3 separate regions of the Homo sapiens genome follow, and all the other regions are linked to region 1. The links are chromatin contacts, found by Hi-C or POLR2A ChIA-PET in ENCODE. All regions are on one chromosome and are shown on one strand. The core of a region is the stretch at or near the end of the contact, and the rest is flanking DNA. Distances in the headings are between cores, read along the strand shown.

What was found. Hi-C counts contacts between places; a loop is a spot of excess contacts on that map. ChIA-PET counts read pairs that join two places held with the same protein, here RNA polymerase II (POLR2A). Pooled maps may share reads with other maps.
Region 2: a map of chondrocyte shows a loop between it and region 1 (2.2-fold over the local background). The contact joins the enhancer-like site here to the promoter of TLL2 in region 1. A Hi-C loop is called at or near these places in 3 of 168 maps with a recorded cell type or tissue (chondrocyte, dorsolateral prefrontal cortex and ectodermal cell) and 5 of 50 pooled maps. POLR2A ChIA-PET finds 5 or more read pairs at or near these places in 3 of 52 experiments (H1 and WTC11).
Region 3: a loop to region 1 is called in a map of sigmoid colon, with 3 times the contacts of the local background. The contact joins the enhancer-like site here to the promoter of TLL2 in region 1. A Hi-C loop is called at or near these places in 3 of 168 maps with a recorded cell type or tissue (DLD1, K562 and sigmoid colon) and 3 of 50 pooled maps. POLR2A ChIA-PET finds 5 or more read pairs at or near these places in 1 of 52 experiments (activated CD4-positive, alpha-beta T cell).

What each region holds. Positions count from the first base shown.
Region 1 is chr10:96,512,364-96,515,364 of GRCh38, reverse strand. It overlaps TLL2 (tolloid like 2), which reads left to right and starts at 1,439. Exons shown (of 21, transcript NM_012465.4): 1 at 1,439-1,854. The coding sequence starts at 1,680. RefSeq lists enhancers at 1,589-1,658, 2,848-3,001.
Region 2 is chr10:96,411,882-96,414,882 of GRCh38, reverse strand. TLL2 (tolloid like 2) reads left to right here. Exons shown (of 21, transcript NM_012465.4): 8 at 1,567-1,691. Among named protein-coding and RNA genes, the nearest start is that of OPALIN, 54 kb to the right of the region's middle. Within about 2 kb of position 1,487, at least 2 of the 41 ENCODE cell types and tissues checked have a DNase peak (open chromatin) inside an H3K27ac peak, as active enhancers do.
Region 3 is chr10:96,617,256-96,620,256 of GRCh38, reverse strand. All of the region lies in intron 12 of PIK3AP1 (phosphoinositide-3-kinase adaptor protein 1), which reads left to right. It also overlaps the pseudogene RNA5SP324. Among named protein-coding and RNA genes, the nearest start is that of TM9SF3, 32 kb to the right of the region's middle. Within about 2 kb of position 1,481, at least 9 of the 41 ENCODE cell types and tissues checked have a DNase peak (open chromatin) inside an H3K27ac peak, as active enhancers do.

The DNA.
Region 1 (3,001 bases), core at 190-2,689:
TTTGGTGGCATTTATCCTCTTCAAATTCCTTCCTTCCACCTGCCAGTTTCTAACCAGATCTTGCCCTGTCTGGCTCCATTCTGTATGTTATGTGCCCATTTGATGAAAACAGCATGAGGCAGGGTCAACATTGCATTTCTTTCTAAGAACGAGGACAAAATATGAGTAGCATCCTTCCAATAGTTAACTTTTAGCCCTTTACTTGTGTGAAGGACTTGTTATCCCAGTTGATAGATGAGAAGACAGATGACCATAAGTGCAAGAAATTCAGAGTTTGATGTGAAGCCCAGCTCTGGGCTCCCTGTTGACTATTTTGTCATTGATGTATGTGAAACCATGTGGAAATCCAAAAGGAAAGTTGTCCATTTTTCTGCTTGCAGTTTAAATTGAAAAAAGATTCTACTGGGCATGATGCAAAACATTTCTACACATACACATTTGTGTGTTATAGTTGACAGGGCCATTTTACTTGCATAAAAAGATCTTTGAAAAGCCTCACAGTAATAATACTTTTTATATCTCTAAATCAAAATGGCTCAGTTCTGAGAATTTTTACATTTTAGGTACAAAATAGAAGTGGGTTTCAAATAGCTCTTGATTAGTGTCATTATTTGGGCATATGTTTTTAATTGGCAAAAAAAAAACAGACTTCAGAAATTGGTCATTTTTATTCCATCAAGTTAACGGTGAGTGGCTTATTTAATAAAAACATGTCTGTAATTTAACACAAGTAGCACGTACAGCTGTTCATTTGTGTCTTTTTGACTGTGTGAAGCATCTTAGACGGTTTTACTGAAAGATAGGGTCACCGAGAGGGGAAATCTGTGGACTTAAATCTTTTTTCATTACCTATCGCCGGCCACTAGGTTAGGTTAGTTGCCGCCAGCAAGCGCCCTTCATGGCTCGACTAGGGAATGTGGAGAGAGCTGAGAGAATCGAAATCCTCGATTTTTTTTTCTTTGCTGAGAGGGACCTGAGAGACATTCACTCATCCCTGCAAAGAAGCAGCTGCCCGAATGCACATAGCCAGTTGGTAGTGACATGAATCCGTACACAGGGCTCCTGGTCCAGCGCTCCGAGTTCTAACCACTCTGGCCACGTGTGCATCGGGGAGTTGTAAAGTGAGTTATGGAAATAAAACAAGGCGAGAAGCCCAGTCCCGATCTTCAGGAGCAGCATTCTCGGGAGCCAGAGGCCGAGGTGGCGCCCCGGGCAGGCGCCTTAGGCTGGGTGGGTGCGGAGCTGGCCCCGGCCTTTGGCTCCAGCATCTTCACCTCGCTCGCCTGCCTCCGAAGTTGCGAAGGTGCCGGGAAGAGGAGGGGCCTCGCCTCGGGCGCCCGAGTGATTGGCTGCTTAGGGCCCCGGGCGAAGGCTGTGTGGTCCAGCCCTGGTGGAGAGGGGCGGAGCGGCCACTGCTCCAACCACCGCCGCCACCGCCACACTCGCAGCCGCCGCAGCCTCGGCCGCCGGGCAAGTAGCTCCGAGCGGCTGCTTCCCGGTTGCCTCGACGAAGACAGGGGGCGCCGCGCTCCGCTTGCTCCGCGCCTGAGCCATGCCCAGCAGCCCTGTGTAACCACCGAGTCCCGGCCGGAGCCGACCGACCCAGTGTGCGCCGTCTTTCGGCCGAGCTGAGCTTTCGTGCACGCAACTCCCTCTGCCCCAGCCGGCCCCGCGCCACCATGCCCCGGGCGACTGCACTTGGGGCCCTGGTGTCACTGCTGCTGCTGCTGCCGCTGCCTCGCGGCGCCGGGGGACTCGGGGAGCGCCCGGACGCCACCGCAGACTACTCAGAGCTGGACGGCGAGGAGGGCACGGAGCAGCAGCTGGAGCATTACCACGACCCTTGCAAAGCCGGTAGGTGCCGCCGCTGGGGAAGTCCCGCAGAAGTTTGCCTTTGAAATGCAAATGAGGTGGTGGGCAAGCCTGCACTACCGTCTATGGGGCGGGTCTCCCCTCCCCTCCCCTGAGATCCCCGGCTCCCCCGGAAGACAATGCCTCCGAGGAATTGCTTAAAAACCACTCCGAGGCTGGGATGTCCCGGCCCCAGGTTTGCGGTGCGCACCGGGGGGCGACAGCTGGCGCGTTCCCAAAGCGAATCAGAGCGGGTGCCAGAGGCCGAGAGGGCGCCCAGGGGCCGGGGTGGGTGCCAGGGCCGCCTGACAGCGAGTGGGCAGCACTGGCCACCGCCAGACGCTCCGGGCCGGAGCAGAAGAGCTGGACTGGGCGCGGCGCTCCGAGGCTCAGATGGAGTTCCTGGCTCCGATTTCACAGCATTTTTAAGTTTCGCGCAAAGTTTCCCAAGATCTGTGGTTACTCTTGGGAGATTTTAAAAAGAAAAGCGTCACAGCGGGCAAAAGGAAAGGGGTCGCCGAGGGAGAATGAGCAAGACTCGAATAGCCGGAAACTTCCCTGTAGCGGTACCGGCCTGAGGGTCGCTCTGGGCGGGCGGAGATGGAAGCCGGCAGGTGCTCTAATCCCTCCAGGAAGCGGCGCCCCAGGACGTACGGGCCTTTCGGGCGCAATCGCCGCCCGGGCGCTGCAGCTCCCGCTTCCTCGGGGCCACTGATCGGCTCGTGAGTCCTGAGGGGAGCGGCTTCCGAGCTGGAGTCGTTGAAGCGTTAGCCTCCGAAGGGCCAAGCGCATGTTCCAGCAAGCTGATGAGTGTGGGGCAGTTCCAGCACGGACAGAGGGGTGCTCACGCTCACGCTCCCAGGGAGATGCTGGGCTCAGAGGCTCGCACAGACGCTCCTGGCCCATGGCCAGTGTCCCGCGAGTAGTGGTGTTTATCTCCGGCTTTGTGGGGCCCCGTTTCACTTGGCGGTCGGCAGAGAAGAATGGGGAGGGAAGAGCGCGACCTCCACCCTCGGCGAGGCAGGTGCTCCTTCCCGGGGCTGTGGCCGGCCAGGTCTCTGCGGGGCCTGTGGGCCAGTGGTTGCCCCTTCACGCCCTGGAAACCTCTATCAGTTCCAGGTTACTCATCTCTAAATTGGTGGCAGTAATT
Region 2 (3,001 bases), core at 238-2,737, 100 kb after region 1:
GTGCAAAAAAGGTAGAGTGGACAGGACCTGGCTCCTGGTTTGGTAGGAGAGTATGAGGGAGAGGGAGGAGCTGAGAATGCCCTCAGATTCAGGCTCAGGAGACAAGGATCATGGAGTGAGCAGGAGAAGGATGGAATTGTGATAAATTTGGTTTTGAGCACGTTGGATATAAGAGGCCCATAGGACAGCCCAGGGGAGGTGTTACGAGGCATCTGGGGCTCAGCAGAGGATCCTGGGCTGGAAACAGAGGATTAGCTGTGAGGCTGCAGATGATGGTTAAAAGCCGTAGGAGCAGATGGAATATGGAGAGAGAGGACAGAGGGAGAGGGCAGAAACCCAAGGGGCATCACTGAAGGGGAAGCAGAAGTGGTTCTTGTCTCACTGCTCAGAGAGAGCCATGGCCTGGACCCAGGGAGAAGACAGTGAGGAGGGAGGAGGGCATCGGAGGTCAGTGCTGGAGAGAGGGCAGACGGAGATTGGAAGCTGTCTACTGGCAGATGAGTGGTGACCGTTGCTGATGGGGTCAGATCACAGGTGGATTGAGAAGTGAATCAGAGGTGAGCAGTTGGGGAATGGAGACAATACTTTATAGAAACTTGGTTAAGAAGGGAAGGAAAAAAACAAGGTGGTGACTGGAGGAGATGCTGATTCAAGGAGAGGCCTAACATCCAGGAGAGGCCCCAGATAGAGGGTCTGGAAGCAGAAGAGGAGGCTCAGAGCTGGCAGCAGACAAGGCAGCAGGCGGGATGTAAACCATGCCCACAACAGGGCCAGCGCTCAGCTGGCAACCTGATTTCCACTTGTCTAGTTTAGAAATGAAGCTGTCATTTTAGATTTCAGTCAAATAGGAGTAGAATAAGATGTTAGAGATAGAAGGGGCTGCCATGACCATCTCAACAAATTTCTTATTGTTTAGTGGGGTAAACTGAGACTTAGAGAGGCTCAGAGAGGGGAAGGGTCTTGTCCAAGCACACACAGGCCTAGTGTAGAAATCTCTAGTCCAGGGCTTTTTTCACTACTTCTTGTTCTCTGCATTTATCTCATTTTCCATCTGATTTCCCTCTTACCAGCAGGGCCTCCAAACTGGGACCACCAATTCATCAACCTGCACTTGCTGACCAGCCCCTGAGAGTCTCACATTGGACCAGTTCCCAAGCTCTCCCTGGGGTGGCTCCAGGACTTAACTACACACAGTACTTCCCAATGCACAGCTGCAGGGGGCGCCATTCACACCGTGGTCTCTCCGGGGTCTGGACCTGTCAGGGCTTCATGAAAATGCTCAGGACACATCCCTAAGGAAGCCCCTGGGCTACCGCACTAGGGCATATTTTTACACTTGGCAGAGTCATCTTCCCACTGGAAAGCGAGTAGGCAGCTGATGAGATGGAATGTGAAAATGCTAGCATGAGCGAAGGAAACCTCTTCAGTCATGCCAGCCTGGGAGAGGCTGGCCAGGGGGCAGGAATGTTGATGGGGTTATGGGCAAGGGAATGAAGCCTAGAAATCCCAGCACAGACAGCCTGATGGCCTTGACTTTTCTTTTTCTGTCTTTTTTCCTTCCTGTAGAGGAGTTTTCTTAGACACCATCCTTCCCCGTCAAGATGACAATGGCGTCAGGCCAACCATTGGCCAGCGCGTGCGGCTCAGTCAGGGAGACATAGCTCAAGCCCGGAAGCTGTACAAATGCCCAGGTAACTATGAGCCGTGGGGACTGCCAGCACCTCCCTAGCATCTCCAAAGCACAGTCCCTATGCTGGGAAAACAACTTGGGGGACCTAAAGGGACTATTCCTTGGCAGCTTTAATTTCTGGTGTCCTTCTGGTAGGAGGTGCTAGGCAGTATAGAAAGGTGAAATGGTGACATGGTGGCAGGCAGTGAAGAGAATAATAGGTCTTAGAGTCCATTGGCAATTTCATGAGAGGCTTCAGACTTCTCTGGCAAAGCCTTTGTGTCCAGAAGGGGAAGAAGGCATAACAGAACAACAGTAAATAGGGGTGTAATGCAGTGTGTGCCCCATAACAGTAAGAGCACCTCTCCTTTCTCTGGGACTAGGGGATGTGGGTTTGGGAAAACAAGAACCAAGCTGGATTTTGCAGGAAGACAAAGAGTGAGGGAGAATGCTTTTGGGAGGATGGAAGTCAGTTTCCCAAATGCTACAAGGTGGAGGGAGTCTCAGTGCTATTAATGAGCTTGTTGCTTTGGTCTTGGGGCTTTCCTGGCCATCCTAGGTGCTGGTCAGTGGCCAGGAGTCTGCCATTGAAGATGGGACAATACTGGGATTGGAGCAAATGCCTGTTCCCTGGCCCGTTTGGAAGTGTTCCTTCCCCTTGGATTTGTCCCGTTTGTCTTCCATCCCCTTGGCTTCAGCATCATCATCATACACACACCGTCTGAGCTCTTCTAGACCCCTTTCAGCTCTTGAGCCTCAATGTAAAGCACTGGTTAGGGCAGCTGAGTTTTTAGTACTGATGGATCAGAATCCATTTCAGTGGTTTTAGGAGGATAGAAGGAAGTTCCATTACCAATAGCCTTTCCCAGACTTCCAAACCAGACACAGAGTTTGATCATGGGATGAAGTATTTGAAGTGAGGACCGTCTTAGAAAATCTGGGCTGTCACATTACCTTACTAAGCAGGACCCGAGGGATGCAAAGGGCTGCGTGGGGCTTGCTTCCTCAAGAAACTTTAGAAAATATGTCCGTCCAGCTATTAGTCATCTGGGGGCGTGTTAGGGCTGAAATACAGGACACACATATCATATAACCTTGCTGAATTGAACGGGAAACCTTATAGCATACCCTGGGAAATGCCATCATATTTATTCAGTTATAACATTTATGCTGCTCACTTCCCAAAAGGATTCAAAGCAAAATACTGTGGAGCCACATAGTAATGTATCTGTTCTTGCAGAATGTTGATGATTATTCTAAAATAATTTCCATGGAACCCTTGGGGGTGTTGACTGCCAGGCATAATCCTCATGATGCCTGGCAGTTGTTCAG
Region 3 (3,001 bases), core at 232-2,731, 100 kb before region 1:
GGACACCTGTGGCTGTGCCTGCGAATGTTTGAGTTTCATTGTGAACCAGTGAGTGTGTATGAGTGTCACCTCGGTCTGTAACCACATGGCTCCCTGGCTGAGAGCTGGGTAGCTTTTCCAGGTACCATGAGGCTTGAGATCAGGAACAAAGACTCAACTACAAACACTAACTCTGCTGCTGTGTCTCTCTGCATTTGGCTCCCTGCTTCTGCTTTCCAGCTTTTTTCTTTTCAGAGTCTCTCTCTCTCTATTCCTACTGCCAAATACCCTCATAACTATCACACTTTATGACTCAAAGAGAACTTGGAAAACTCCCAAGAAATATGATTAAATGAACAAAACAAGTTGCAGATACAAAACCACCCAAATTAAAACAACTCAGACACGTCCACACACAAACTCTGTATTTCTATGGACATGTATATAAATGCAAGGACAAAGATCTGGAAACGGCCACTTCGGGCCCATTCCAGGGGCCACCTCTCAGGAGAAGACTGGGATTGGAGGACTGGGGTGTCAGAGGAGACTCTTGCTCTACCTGTATAGTTTGAAGCTTTTATGAGAATATATAACTCCATACCTGTATCATAAGTGTACATGATGTATAATTAAAAACAAAAAAAGAACTCAAACTTAACCTTAGGAAGCTCATTCTTAGTCCACCAATGCCTTTGTATTAAAAAGGAGGAAATGGGGCTCAGGAGGTTAAGGGACACGTCCAAGGCATCTTTCCTAGTGAGGGGCCGAGTCAGGACTGGAACTATTGCTTTCTCTCTCCACCTCCCCAGGCTGCTTCCTTCAAAGTACTAGCCAGGCCCGACCCTGCTTACCCTCAGAGATCAGATGGGATTGGGCGCGTTCAGGGTGTTATGGCTATAGACCCTGGTGGTGTGTATTCTAATCTCTGTTCTTACGCTATCTGACATACCAGCTGTCAAGGCGGGGAGTAAGCAGCACCCGTCCAGGGCTGAGATAGGAGCCTGTCTTCTGGGACAGGATTAGTGGTGAAGAGTGGGGAAGCATGTCATCAGGCCGCATTTGCTGACCTCCGACAGTGCTATGTTAGGCATTGTGCTCAGCGTTAAATAGACCTGATCTCTTTCACTCCTCATACACGCATATGAAATAAGTATTACTCCTCCTGTTCTACAGAAAACTGAGGCTCAGAGAGGCGAAGAGGCAGTCAAGGTTCAAACCTCCCCTTTCTCACCCCAGAGCCTGTGCTCCCTTCACTATGCCTTCTGCCTTTTTAGTGCTCCTTAAGACAGGGGCACCTGCTCTGCCAGCTGCCTCCCTCCCTTTTGGGGCCTGAAGGGTGGGAGGGCACTCTGGAGAGCTGAATGCAGGAATCACGGGTGCTTTTCACTCAGGAGCCCCTGGGAGGCTGCAGTCCTGCTGAGAAAAGGCTGGCCCTGGCTAAACAATGTTTTTTTGCTCCTTGCCAAGTTGTGCAACCACGTGGCACAGTAGTTAAGAACAGCCAGGGCTCTAGAGCTGGCAGCCTGAATTTACATCTTTATTCTGCTATTTGATGACCTTGACCTTGCTGTGCCTCATATGAAAGGGGAGGACTAGGTGATATAAGCTACTGTAAGCAGCATAACTGGTACGTAGTAAATACATAATAAATGTTAGCTCTCTTTCTTTTTTTCTTTTTTTTTTTTTTTACATTTTCTTGTAGTGTAAGGTAATTGCTAATATGAGGTATAATCTGTAAGCAATTAATACAAATATAAATAGGTATAAGCCACCACTAACTCAGTCTGCTGGAAAGCTTCTCAGCTAAAGTAGTTTGAGGATAAGGTTAAGGGAAATGAGAAGGGGTGGACAGGGCAGGTTTCCAGTGGGAACATAATTTACGTGTCTTATCATTACCATCATCCTGTATGTACCAGTCCATTGTTGCAGAAAGGTAAATCCTTTCCAAGTATGGTTTTTTTGTTATCGTTGTTGTTGTTATACTTTAAGTTCTAGGGTACATGTGCACAACGTGCAGGTTTTTTACATAGGTATACATGTGCCATGTCTTTCTGTGTTTCTATCCAAGAGACCTCTTCCCTTCCCATGAGCTGGTCCAGAACTCTTGGGCATAGCAGACGACGGGTTTATATTTAATACGGCAGAATCCCAGCTCATGGGGGCTCACATTGTTTGGTTCCCTGAGAGCCTCTAGCCACTTCCTGAGCATCTCCCCTTCAGGGGCTGGTGGTGTGGAGACATTCCTGGGTGGAGGCCTCATCTTCCTTTTCCTCTGCCTCTCTGTCCACTCCTCTGTCTCCTTCACGTCACCCTCTCACAATGGACATTGAAGCTTTCCTTCAGCTCCTTCTCTGTGCAGTCTGTGTCTCCAGTTCCATGTTTCCAGCCCCAGTTGGCTTTGTCCCCCTGAGTGCCCCAGGCTCACAGCATGTCTAACAACAAACCATCCCTCAAGGCCGCTTTCCTTTCCCAACAGCCTCTCTGTGCTCATCACAGAGGAGAGGGAGATCAGACCTCAGAGTCTCTTTGGCCTTCTCCCGTGCTTCCGCTCACCCAGTCAGCGGTGTGTCCTGCTTGGTCCTGCTCTGCGGCATTTGTCCTCTTGCATCTGCTCCTGTCTCTCCATTCCCCCAGCCACATCCCCATGTCAGCTTCTGTTGCCTGCATCTGGCATACTCCATAGTCTCCAGGAAGGTCTGCTGGCCTCTGTTCCTTCTTCTCTAGTTCACTAGAACCTTAAATCCATGACAAGCTCACAGTGTTCAGTGTTTCCCTGCTGTCTCCTGGACACAGGTGAGTCTCTTCAGCCTGCAGCTGCAGACCAACCCCCCTTTCCAGTTTGGCCTCCTGTGACTCCCCAACATGAACCTTCTGCTCCAGCCAGATTGTCTGGACATTTTCCCTAGAATGCTCAGGCACTTAACTTCGGCGTTATTGTTAATTGACTAAAATAGCAACAATCTTGACCCTTACATGTCTATTCAACATTTATTGAATGACTACAATGGGCCAGATGGCAGGA